Linked DNA regions of Homo sapiens: all the other regions are linked to region 1. A link is a contact called in ENCODE Hi-C or POLR2A ChIA-PET data. All regions are on one chromosome and are shown on one strand. Each heading gives the region's core, a stretch centred on a gene start or an enhancer-like site at or near the end of the contact. The rest is flanking DNA. Distances are from core to core; before and after follow the strand shown.

Region 1 (2,638 bases), core at 139-2,638:
CTGAGGCAGAAGAATGGCTTGAACCCGGGAGGTAGAGGTTGCAGTCAGCCGACATCGTGCCACTGCACTCCAGCCTGGGCGACAGAGCGAAACTCCGCTTCAACAAAAAGAAAAAAAGAATTCTAAAAGGCCATTTTCAAGGCCCCGCCAGATGGTTCCCCTCCCTTCTGCTTCATCCTTGACATTCTTCAAAAGGACAAGCCCATCCTACCAGGGCCTCTGCATTTACTGGCCCCCCTCTGTGTGGAAGGCTCCACCCTCCAGGGATTCCCATAGCTGGCATTCATTGTCTTAACTCAAATGTCCTCTGCTTGAAAAGGCCTTTCCCTGGGCCAGGTGTGGTGGCTCACACCTTTACGTAACCCCAGCACTTTAAGAGGCTGAGATGGGAGGATCGCTTGAGCCTAGGAATTCCAGACCTGCATGGGAAACGTGGCAACACAAAAAACACACAAATTCGCTGTGTGGTGGCGCGCATCTGTGGTCTCAGCTACTAGGGAGGCTGAGGTGGGAGGATCACCTGAACCCAGGGAGCCACAGTGAGCCACTGCACTACAGCCTGGGCGACAAAGTGAGACCCTGTCTCAAAAAAAAAAAAAAAAAAAAAAAGAAAGAAAGAAAGAAAAGGTCTTTCCTGACTACCCAATATCAGAAGCCTCCACTCTGATCATATCATACGTAACCTCACATCATACGTAAGTTTTTGTAAATATTTTCTCATTAATGCACTGACACCCCAGTAGAAAGCAACCTCCAGGAAGGCAGGGCCCTGTTTCGGTCACCGCTGCATGCGTAGCGCCCAGCACACTGCTTGGCACACAGTGAGCACGCCCTAAGTATCTGCTGATGGGTAAATGCATTCTATTCTGGGGAAGCAGAAAGGCCAAGGCTTGCAGCAAAGTGAGGGTCAAAAGACGCGGGAAAGTGTGTCAAGGGAGCCTCAAAGCACTTCGGAAAAGCAGCTTTTCCAGAAAGCGGGACACAGGCCAGAGGCCAGCTGCGACGAAAAGAGGGGTGCAGGGACAGCCCAAGGTTGTCGCCGTATTGGGGAACGGAGGTTGGAGCAGCCCTGAAGGCGGTTGTTTCGGAAACGGGACGCAGGGCCGAGCCGGGTGGCGGCCTCTACGGAGATCCGTGCGTCCTCAGCAAACCAAGCGGGGGCGGCCAGCAACCTGGGTCTGGGGTCTCGAGAAACCAAGAGGTGCAGAAGCCGACGCTGTGGGCTGCCCCGGGGCTGAAGCGAGGGATCCACGGGTCGCAGCAGGACGGACCCGAGGAGTCAGGGGAGACACCTAGCCCCAGGGACCCAGGCGGCCGCCTGAGAGGAGGCGGGGGCTGTTACCTGCAACATCCCGGTTGTCCATCTTGAGACTCATCCAATCCCACAATGCTCCGGCGCCCCTTAAGGGGCCCTGTTATAGTGTGCATCGCCTGATGGGAGATGTAGTCCGCCTCGGTCAGACTCGCCCTATTACTGCGTGAACGACTGGGTTTTTTTTTTTTTAACCTCCAGAAACGGAAGCCTCAGCCTATCAGCGATGCCTAAGTCCCAGTCACGATAACCAAACGGCGTCGCCCTTTTACACCTTCCCGGAGCGGCAGTCATCCCAAATACAAACTACATGTTCCAGGATGCTTTGGGCGGCAGATCTCGCGGAAGCCGCGAGGAGAGCCCGGCCCCGTCTCGCGCGCCTGCTTCCGCCTCCCTGTGGCGGCGGCTTGTTGTTGTGGAGGCCAAAATGGCGGCTCAGGCGGCGGCAGCGGCCCAGGCGGCGGCGGCCCAGGCTGCGCAGGCCGAGGCGGCCGACTCGTGGTACCTGGCGCTTCTGGGCTTCGCTGAGCACTTCCGCACTTCCAGCCCGCCCAAAATCCGCCTGTGCGTGCACTGCCTGCAGGCCGTGTTCCCCTTCAAGCCGCCGCAGCGCATCGAGGCCCGTACACACCTGCAGCTGGGCTCCGTTCTCTATCACCACACCAAGAACAGCGAGCAGGCGCGCAGCCACCTGGAGAAGGCGGTGAGCGCGGGCCGGGCCGCGAGGGAGGAGTCGCGGGCTCCTTGCAAGATCTGGGCTGACGGGTCGCGACCGCGGCGGGTGGGGGGCCGCTCCTCGGCGACCTGGGGGCGCGACCTCCGTCAAAGCCGCAGGACCCCCACCCGCCTCTGCCGGACCCCAAAGCCACCAGCCTCTCAAGGGACACGAAAGCCTCGCCCCCCACGCCTTATTTCCCGTTTCTGGTGACAGGGCTCCAGGAGCCCCGTCACCGTACTCTGAAAGTTGCCTGTTATTGGGAGCAACAGGATCCGCAAATCGTCTGGTTTTCAGGAGGATCCCACCTGTTGGTGGCGATGGGGACATCACAGGGTCCTGAAGCTATTAGCTCCTCCTGGTTCAGCTTCCGGAGCATCAGCCCCAAACGCTTCCACCTAAAGTGACTTGGGGTAGGGGTTGGCGAAGGCGAGACCCCTGGCATTCTCCCGGGAATCTGAAGTCTGGTCTCTCAGGAACCTGGAAGGGCATGATTCTCCTTGGACACAGAAGTTTGGTAATCGTGGTTTTTGGAGGGTCTTGTGCCCCCATCAATAATGCCTGGTGTCGTACGAGGGAAGCTGAGACCCGGAGTCTGGAGTTGGTCATTT
Region 2 (2,638 bases), core at 87-2,586, 490 kb before region 1:
TGGGATTTCAGGAAAGAGCCACCTTGCCCAGGCTTCCTATGCCACCTTAATGGCAACAGAAACCCTAGGCTCAGAGAGGTTAAGTCACTTGTATAATTTCACACAGCTGGTAAGTGGTCAGGTCTAGAGTCCACCACAGACCATGTGCTTCCAGTTGTTTTGCTGTATACGTCCACTAAATAATAATCATAGCAAAAATAGTAATGGTATAATAACAGTGGCAGAGGCATCAGGAACAGCAGCAACCATCATTTCCAAGTGCCAGGCCCAGTACGTAAGACTATCCCCATTCATTTATTTTTACTTATTTTTGAGACAGGGTCTCGCTCTGTCACCCAGGCTGGAGTGCAGTGGTGCAATCTCGGCTTACTGCAGCCTCAACTTCCCAGGGTCAAGCGATCCTCCCACCTCAGCCTCCCTAGTAGCTGGGACTACAGGTGCGAACCACCACGCTTAGCTAATTTTTTTTTTTTTTTTTGAGACAGAGTCTCACTCTGTTGCCCAGGCTGGTGTGCAGTGGCACAATCTTGGCTCACTGCAACCTCCGCCTCCTGGGTTCAAGCGATTCTCCTGCCTCAGCCTCCTGAGTAGCTGGGACTACAGGCTCGTGCCACCACGCCTGGCTAATTTTTTGTATTTTTAGTGGAGACGGGGTTTCACCATGTTAGCCAGGATGGTCTCGATCTCCTGACGTCATGATCCACCCGCCTCGGCCTCCCAAAGTGCTGGGATTACAGGCGTGAGCCACCGCGCTCGGCCTAATTTTTATATTTTTTGTAGAGATGGAGTCTCACTCTGTCTCCCAGGCTGGTCTCGAACTCCTGAGTTCAAGCAGTTCTCCCGCCTCAGCCTCTGAGTGTTGGGATTACAGGTGTGACCACCGCGCCGAGCCCCACTCCCTTTTTAAACCAATGCACAGGGAGCATCTACTATGTGCGAGGCACCCTCCATTTTACAGATGGGGAAACTGAGTTCCAAGCAGCTTTTGCCAGGAGTGGGAGCGCACCGTCCCTGCCCAGTCTCTCCAGTTGGGCGTTCCGAGACCACCTATGTAGGGTATTCGGCTAGCGCTCAATTAAACCGAAACACCGTCGCAGCGACCACAGGTGCAGACCACCAAGTCCACACCGCCAGCCGCCCGGGCGTCCCCAATTAGCAGTTGGGGCGGGACCAAGTCCTCGAGCTGCCGCCGCAGCGGCGGTTGAAAGCCCCACCCCCTGCGCGTGCGCGGTGCGCGTCCCGTCTTCCTGCTGGGCACCAGGCGCCCGCGAAGAGCGCGCGCGCTTCCGCCGGCGTCGGGCTCGCGCACGCGCACGGCGACGGCGGCGGTGGCGGCAGTTCCTGCTCTAGGCTGCGAGCGGCTGGCGGCTTCGAGGGGAGCTGAGGCGCGGAGGGGCTCGGCGGCAGCGGCGGCGGCTCGGCACTGTTACCTCTCGGTCCGGCTGGCGCCGGGGCGCGCGGTTTGGTCCTTTCCGGGCGCGCGGGGGCGACAGCGGCAGCGACCCGAGGCCTGCGGCCTAGGCCTCAGCGCGGCGGCGGGCTCGAGTGCAGCGCGGAACCGGCCCGAGGGCCCTACCCGGAGGCACCATGAGCGTGGAGGCGTACGGGCCCAGCTCGCAGACTCTCACTTTCCTGGACACGGAGGAGGCCGAGCTGCTTGGCGCCGACACACAGGGCTCCGAGTTCGAGTTCACCGACTTTACTCTTCCTAGCCAGACGCAGACGCCCCCCGGCGGCCCCGGCGGCCCGGGCGGTGGCGGCGCGGGAGGCCCGGGCGGCGCGGGCGCGGGCGCTGCGGCGGGACAGCTCGACGCGCAGGTGAGCGGCACATGGCGGTGCCGGAAGCCCGGGCCCGGCCTCGGCGCCTGAGACCTGCCCCGAACTCGCCTCGGGCCCGGCCTGTGTTTGGCCGGAGTCCCCCATCGCGGCCGGGCCTGGGGCGATCTGCCCCGGGTCCCCTACTCTGGCTCGGCCTGAGCTTACCTGCCCCAGGTCCTGCAATCTGCCCGGGCCTGGCCTGATCTGCCCCGGGTCCCCCGCTCCGGCCGCGACCTGGCTGAGTTCCTTCGGCCCCCAACTCCTGGGCCGGGCAGACTTGCCTCGAGTCCTCCACTTCGTTCGGGACCGAGCTAACCTGACCCTGTTCCTTTACGCCAGCTGGGTTTGCTCCCCCTCCTGGGCCCGGGCTGACCTGCCTTGTGTCCCACAATCAGTCTGGCCTGGAGTAACCTGCCCCCTGACTTATCTGAGTTCTTCCATTCCATCCGGGCTAGGGTGACCTGCCCTGGTCCCTCTTTCGCAGGTCTCGGTATTCTGCCTCGAGTTCTCCTACGACCTGGGCCGGGTCTTGCTCAGGCCGGAGCTTGAGTGACTTCCCTCAGTCCCTTTCCGGGAGTATCCAGGGTGACCTGCCCTAATCCTGTCTCTGGCCTGGTCCGGGGGTCCTGCCCGGTCTCCCCATTGGTGGGTCTGGCCGCCTGTCCCACCTCCCATCTGTGGTCGCAGCCATCTGGGCACCCCACCTTTCACAGTCACGGAGCGTAGGTTCGACTTTCCCCATGCATAGGGGCGCTGGCCAGCGGAAGGTTGAGGCAGAGAAGAATTTTTGCCTCCCATGGAGGAGCACATATTGGCTGGC
Region 3 (2,638 bases), core at 85-2,584, 320 kb after region 1:
GGTTCTAGGACCACTTTGGGGATTTCCAGTCTATTTAGGGGGACACTTTTAGGATACCGAGGCATTTTGGAGGGTCCCATCCTAGACTTCTCTGGTTATTAGGTATGTAGGTCCAGATGTTACAGGTTCCAAATGGGACTGCAAGGCACCTAAATGGTTAGGGGCTTGGGGCATCTTGGCAGGATTTGGGGGTGATCCAGGCTCAGACTCACACGTTCCCCAGTGAGATTTCGAGGTTGTCCAGGCTCCGGAAGATGTCACTGTACCTCTTCCTGCCCTCAGGACCTGGGGGGAGTCCTAGGGGAGGGGAGTGTAATACATGGGCTAACCACTGCCTCCCTCCACCCACGGCACCTCAACCAGTCTCATTTGGAGGGGGTGGAAGAGAAAGGGAAGAGTGAGAGAGAGAAAGAGAGGGCTGGGGGGGGCTTGGTTGGGGCCAACTCGAGGCAGGCAGATGGACTCACACACCACCAGAGACCAGAGACAGCTGCTCGGGGAACAGAGACACCCACTCCCTGGGTCTGCCTGCACCCAGAAGCAAACCAACAAAACAGATGCCCCAGATGCAACCAGGCTGTCCCGAGAAGAAAGCCGGTCTGACAATGGAACCACGGGCTAGACAGATGGAAATACACAAGGGACAGCCAGGCAGAGCCTGGGGCAGAAACACACATGGAGAGACTGAAGCCGTGAGGGACATAAAGACCGAATGACACTCCACATACACAACACAGACACAAAGACGGCCGGAAACACCAAGTCGGACCCCGCCACATTTCTACTGCTGCCCCCCTGCCCCCTCTCCTAAGGGGCCTAGACCAGCACTGCCGACTCCCCAGGGCTACAGAGGGGCCCTGTGGGGATCCTACCGCGTTGCCCTCTCCCTCAGCAGTCGTGGCACCCTGCCCCCATCACAAAAATCAGAAGCAGAAGCAGTCACTTCCCCTTCCTGGGCCCCCTCCCCCAGGCGTCTGGGGTGAGGGATCAAAAGGGGGAGGGGGAGTGAAGGGCTGGGGTCCTGAACCCATCCGGGCACAGGGCTCCCCACAATGGAGGATCCCTGGGTCCTTCCCATTCAGGAACTCCTCTCCTGGCTCTCAGGACGGAGCGGGACAAGTGTGTGCCCTCAATGTAGGAAGCAGGGGATGGTCGGGGGAGGCCCCTCCCGGATCCCCGACCCCCTACCCGGCTCTGCTGCGTCCATATCTGGGCCCGGGGATCGCTCTGCAGGGACCGGGATGGGGATGGGGTCGCGCGCCGGCGGGGCCGAGCCCCGATTTCCTGCCGCCGCAGCCGCCGCCGCCGCCTCGGTTCCGCGTCGCCCTGCCCAGCGGAGGCCACGCCCCCGCATCAGACCACGCCCCCGTAGCCCGGAAGCCTTGATAGTGCCCTTCTCTACCTGAGCCGCTTGAAACTGGGTCGGGCCAGGGCCCCCTGAGCGACCACTCGAGGCTGCAGTGCCCCTGACCTGGGCATCCTAAGACTTCATCTGGGCCATAGGTTCCCTCTCAGATCTTTGTGCTACCCCAAATCCCACGGAGCCCCAGCCCCCTCCTCCCTGAATGGTTGCAGAGTCCACCTGTCCCGGGGGGCCTCTCCCAGGAGCTCCCACAACCCGCGACCCTGGTGATCCCCTTGCCCAGGTTGTCTCTCGGAGCCCTGAAACCACCTGGGCCTCGCTGGAGCCATGGCGCCCCCTGGTGGAGGCCTGATATTCTGTCCGATTCCAACCAAAATTCTAATACTCGGGCTGGAGAACCCCTGGCCTGGGGGACGCCCCTTCCGTGACCCTCAAAGCTGGATCAGGCTCAAGGCCCCAATTACAGCACACCAGGGAGCAGCCCTTTTAGGTAGGGAGTGGAGGTTTGTCCAAAAGCACCAGCTCTGGGGTTGCCACAAGCCGCCTGTTATAAAAATGCTCCCACCCCCAGCACAGTGGAATTTTGGGGCTGGAAATAGACTTTAAAGTATGTTTATAACTTTGTGTCCAAAGGCTTTGGCTGTTAAGGAGGCAAGGATTCTCTGACTGGCTCCGTGCTGCCTACTCTGCAGTTCTTGAGTTGTGATGAGTGAGTCCATTGAAAGGAATAACACTATCAACCTAAGAGCCAAGCCAGGTTTCCAGGTCACATCCTGGCTGATGCTCAGCCAGAGCTCCCTGACTGTGACATGAGATGGTAGAGCAGCGCAGGCCCCCAAAGAGCATGACAGAGTCAGTACTTGTTTGTTTTTCTTTTGAGTTGGAGTCTCGCTCTGTTGCCCAGGCTGGAGTGCAGTGGCGTTATCTCGGCTCACTGCAAGCTCCACCTCCTGGGTTCACGCCATTCTCCTGCCTCAGCCTCCCGAGTAACTGGGACTACAGGCACTCGCCACCATGCCTGGCTAATTTTTTGTATTTTTAGTAGAGATGGGGTTTCACTGTGTTAGCCAGGATGGTCTCGATCTCCTGACCTTGTGATGGGCCCGCCTTGGCCTCCCAAAGTGCTGGGATTACAGGCTTGAGCCACCGGACAGAGTCAATACTTGTAATGATGCAGATCATATTCCTCAAGTCTCAGACACCACCCGAGAGAAAGGCATGCTGTTATGTATTATGGGAAAGAAAAAAATATCACACATCCTAAGGCTTCTCTCA
Region 4 (2,638 bases), core at 81-2,580, 270 kb after region 1:
CAGTTTCCGTCAGTGGTTAAGCCCTAAGAGGCAGCAAAGAAGTGCTAATTCATAAGAATGTGTATGTGCACTAAGGCCTTAAGCTACAGGCACACTGTTTTAGATACGGCCCCTACCAAAGACCCTCAATCCTTGAGGTAAGCTTTATTGAGATATAATTCACATGCCATATAATTCATCTGCTTAAAGTGAATACTTCAGTGGTTTTTAGTTTATTTCCAAGGTTGTGCGACCACCACCACTAGCTAACATTCTCATCCTCCCTAAAGATACCCCGTCTCTATGAGCAGTCACTCTTTACGCCCCCTCCCTAGCCCCGGGACAACCACGAGTCTTCCTGTCTCTATGGATTTGCCTGATCTGGACTCTTCATATTGATGGAATCACACAGCATGTGATGTGACACTTCACATCTGGCTTCTCCTACCCAGCATCATGTTTTCAAGGTGCACCCATGTTGCAGCCTGTGCCAATACTTCATTCCTCTTTATGGCTGAATAATACTCCATTGCATGGATGGACCACGTTTTGTTTTGTTTTCTTTCTTTTTTTTTTTTTTTTGAGAGAGAGTCTTGCTCTGTCACCTAGGCTGGAGTACAGTGGCGTGATCTCCGCTCACTGCAACCTCCGCCTCCCAGGTGCAAGTGATTCTCGCGCCTCAGCCTCCCGATTAGCTGGGATTACAGGCATATGCCACCACGCCCAGCTAATTTTTATATTTTTAGTAGAGACGGGGTTTCACCATGTTGGCCAGGCTGGTCTCGAACCCCTGACCTCAAATGATCCCCCCACCTTGGCCTCCCAAAGTGCTGGAATTACAGGTGTGAGCCATGGCGCCTGGACACACATTTTGTTTTTCTAGTTATCATGGACATCAGGTTGTTTTCAGATTCCTTAATCTGTATATTTATATACAATGATCCACTTCTCTGTCCAACAGACACTTTGGCAATGATAGGATGTTCTAGACCTTTCTATTATAGGAGGCACCAGCCCTGTGTGGCTGCTGAGACTTGAAATGTGGCTGGTGTGGCTGAGGAATGCACTGGTTAATTGCATTTGGTTTTAATTAATTCAAATGTAAACAGCCCTGCGTTGAGTATCTGGAGCCACCCAGCTGATGAGACTCAGGGGCTCAATTTGTGAGTTACCCTGAGACTGAGGGGAGGAAAGGATACTCCAATCAACCTGGAGAATAAGTCCCCCAGCTGCCGGGGTCTACTCCCACAAGAACCCTAAAGAAATGTACATGGGACTCAGCCCCAGGGTACAGCTAATTAGAAAAAGGATCTCAGTTCCAGAGAGGTGACTCATAGGCCTCAGGGTGACTGCTAGGACCCAGGAAAGCCCCATGAGCACCATGACACCCCAGCTTCCTGGCTGAATTTACAGAACCCGATTCTGTAATTGCAACAGATCCGACCAGCTGACGAGGAAGGGAAAGAATGAGAATGGCTTATGCCTGCCAACTACTAGCAAGGCCAATCATTAGTCAGGAAGACAAAAAGGCATTCCCTGATGTTATGCATTATTTACATTTACTCCTCTGAATGGGGCTCTGTGCGTTCCTACAGCACAGCAAGGGTTCCTGCAGCACAACAGCCCTGGCTGAGAAACTTCTTGTTCCCCAGAGACACAGTCACAGGGTGGAGAAGGCAAAGCAGGCCCCTTCTCAAGAACGGCCCAGGATGGGATGGCCGAGTGGGTCTGCAAGGGGCCTCTGGGGCTCAGCACACCGCCTCGGAGCTGCCTACCCACTCGAGATCTGAGATCCGAAGCTTTTCACACAAGCTGTCACTCATGCTCATGTGGAGGTAAAGCCTGACACATTCCAACGTGCCAGGCTGTCCCTGCTCTGGTGCCAAACACCACTGTGTGAATTCAGGCCACGCCTCAGTCCTCACTGGGAACATCAATGTGACAAACCTTATTTTTTATTTTTATATTTTTTTAGAGGCAGAGTCTCACTTTGTCGCCCAAGCTGGGGTGCAGTGGTGTGATCTCAGCTCACTGCAAACCTCACATCCCAGGTTCAAGTGATTCTTCTGCCTCAGCCTCCCGTGTAGCTAGGATTATAGGCACCCGCCACCATGCCCAGCTAGTTTTTGTATTTTTAGTAGAGATGGGTGGGTGAGGGAGGTGGGGGGGTGGTTCACCATATTGGCCAGGCTGGTCTCGAACTCCTGACCTCAGGTGATCCGTCTGCCTCAGCCTCCCAAAGTGCTGGGATTATAGGCGTGAGCCACTGTACCTGGCCAACGTGACACATCTTAAATCCAACGCTTTCGAATTCTGCAACATACCTAGTCCCAGGGTCTCAGCAAAGGGACTGTGGCCCGTATCTGGTTCTCCCAGCTAAATTCAAAGCTCTGCAACTAATCAGGGTTTATTTTGTTCTCAGAACAGCTCCTCTAGACACCGAGGAGGACAGCTGTTTCTGGGAAGGAGGGTTTGGGAGGAAATGCATACGCTGAGGGTGTCCTTGGCCTTCAGAGACCACCGCAGGGCAGGAACACCCAGACACTGTGGTGTGGTGAAGCTGACCCCAGGAGACAAGCTTTGAGGGACCTGCCTGCATACCTCCGACAGGCCATTCCTGGGGTTCACCAGGGACTGCTGGCAGTGCATCCGGTGATGC

Evidence for each region. Hi-C counts contacts between places; a loop is a spot of excess contacts on that map. ChIA-PET counts read pairs that join two places held with the same protein, here RNA polymerase II (POLR2A). Pooled maps may share reads with other maps.
Region 2: a loop to region 1 is called in a map with no recorded cell type, with 21 times the contacts of the local background. The contact joins the promoter of UPF1 here to the promoter of SUGP1 in region 1. A Hi-C loop is called at or near these places in 1 of 37 single-sample maps with no recorded cell type and 10 of 50 pooled maps. POLR2A ChIA-PET finds 5 or more read pairs at or near these places in 1 of 52 experiments (activated B cell).
Region 3: a loop to region 1 is called in a map of CD8-positive, alpha-beta T cell, with 3 times the contacts of the local background. The contact joins the promoter of GMIP here to the promoter of SUGP1 in region 1. A Hi-C loop is called at or near these places in 1 of 168 maps with a recorded cell type or tissue (CD8-positive, alpha-beta T cell) and 6 of 50 pooled maps.
Region 4: a loop to region 1 is called in a pooled map, with 3 times the contacts of the local background. The contact joins the enhancer-like site here to the promoter of SUGP1 in region 1. A Hi-C loop is called at or near these places in 8 of 50 pooled maps.

What each region holds. Positions count from the first base shown.
Region 1 is chr19:19,319,121-19,321,758 of GRCh38, forward strand. SUGP1 (SURP and G-patch domain containing 1) reads right to left here and starts at 1,389. Exons shown (of 14, transcript NM_172231.4): 1 at 1,343-1,389. The coding sequence starts at 1,376. It overlaps MAU2 (MAU2 sister chromatid cohesion factor), which reads left to right and starts at 1,709. Exons shown (of 19, transcript NM_015329.4): 1 at 1,709-2,015. The coding sequence starts at 1,740. RefSeq lists enhancers at 1,257-1,306, 1,327-1,816, 1,525-2,496 and a silencer at 1,868-2,089.
Region 2 is chr19:18,830,623-18,833,260 of GRCh38, forward strand. It overlaps UPF1 (UPF1 RNA helicase and ATPase), which reads left to right and starts at 1,337. Exons shown (of 24, transcript NM_002911.4): 1 at 1,337-1,818. The coding sequence starts at 1,588. RefSeq lists silencers at 1,141-1,400, 1,521-1,620, 1,771-1,860, 1,871-1,950.
Region 3 is chr19:19,642,323-19,644,960 of GRCh38, forward strand. GMIP (GEM interacting protein) reads right to left here and starts at 1,335. Exons shown (of 21, transcript NM_016573.4): 1 at 1,189-1,335; 2 at 213-297. The coding sequence starts at 1,207. RefSeq lists enhancers at 212-1,167, 389-548 and a silencer at 1,179-1,428.
Region 4 is chr19:19,589,926-19,592,563 of GRCh38, forward strand. All of the region lies in intron 2 of PBX4 (PBX homeobox 4), which reads right to left. Among named protein-coding and RNA genes, the nearest start is that of PBX4, 27 kb to the right of the region's middle. RefSeq lists enhancers at 1,208-1,367, 1,528-1,577. Within about 2 kb of position 1,331, at least 16 of the 41 ENCODE cell types and tissues checked have a DNase peak (open chromatin) inside an H3K27ac peak, as active enhancers do.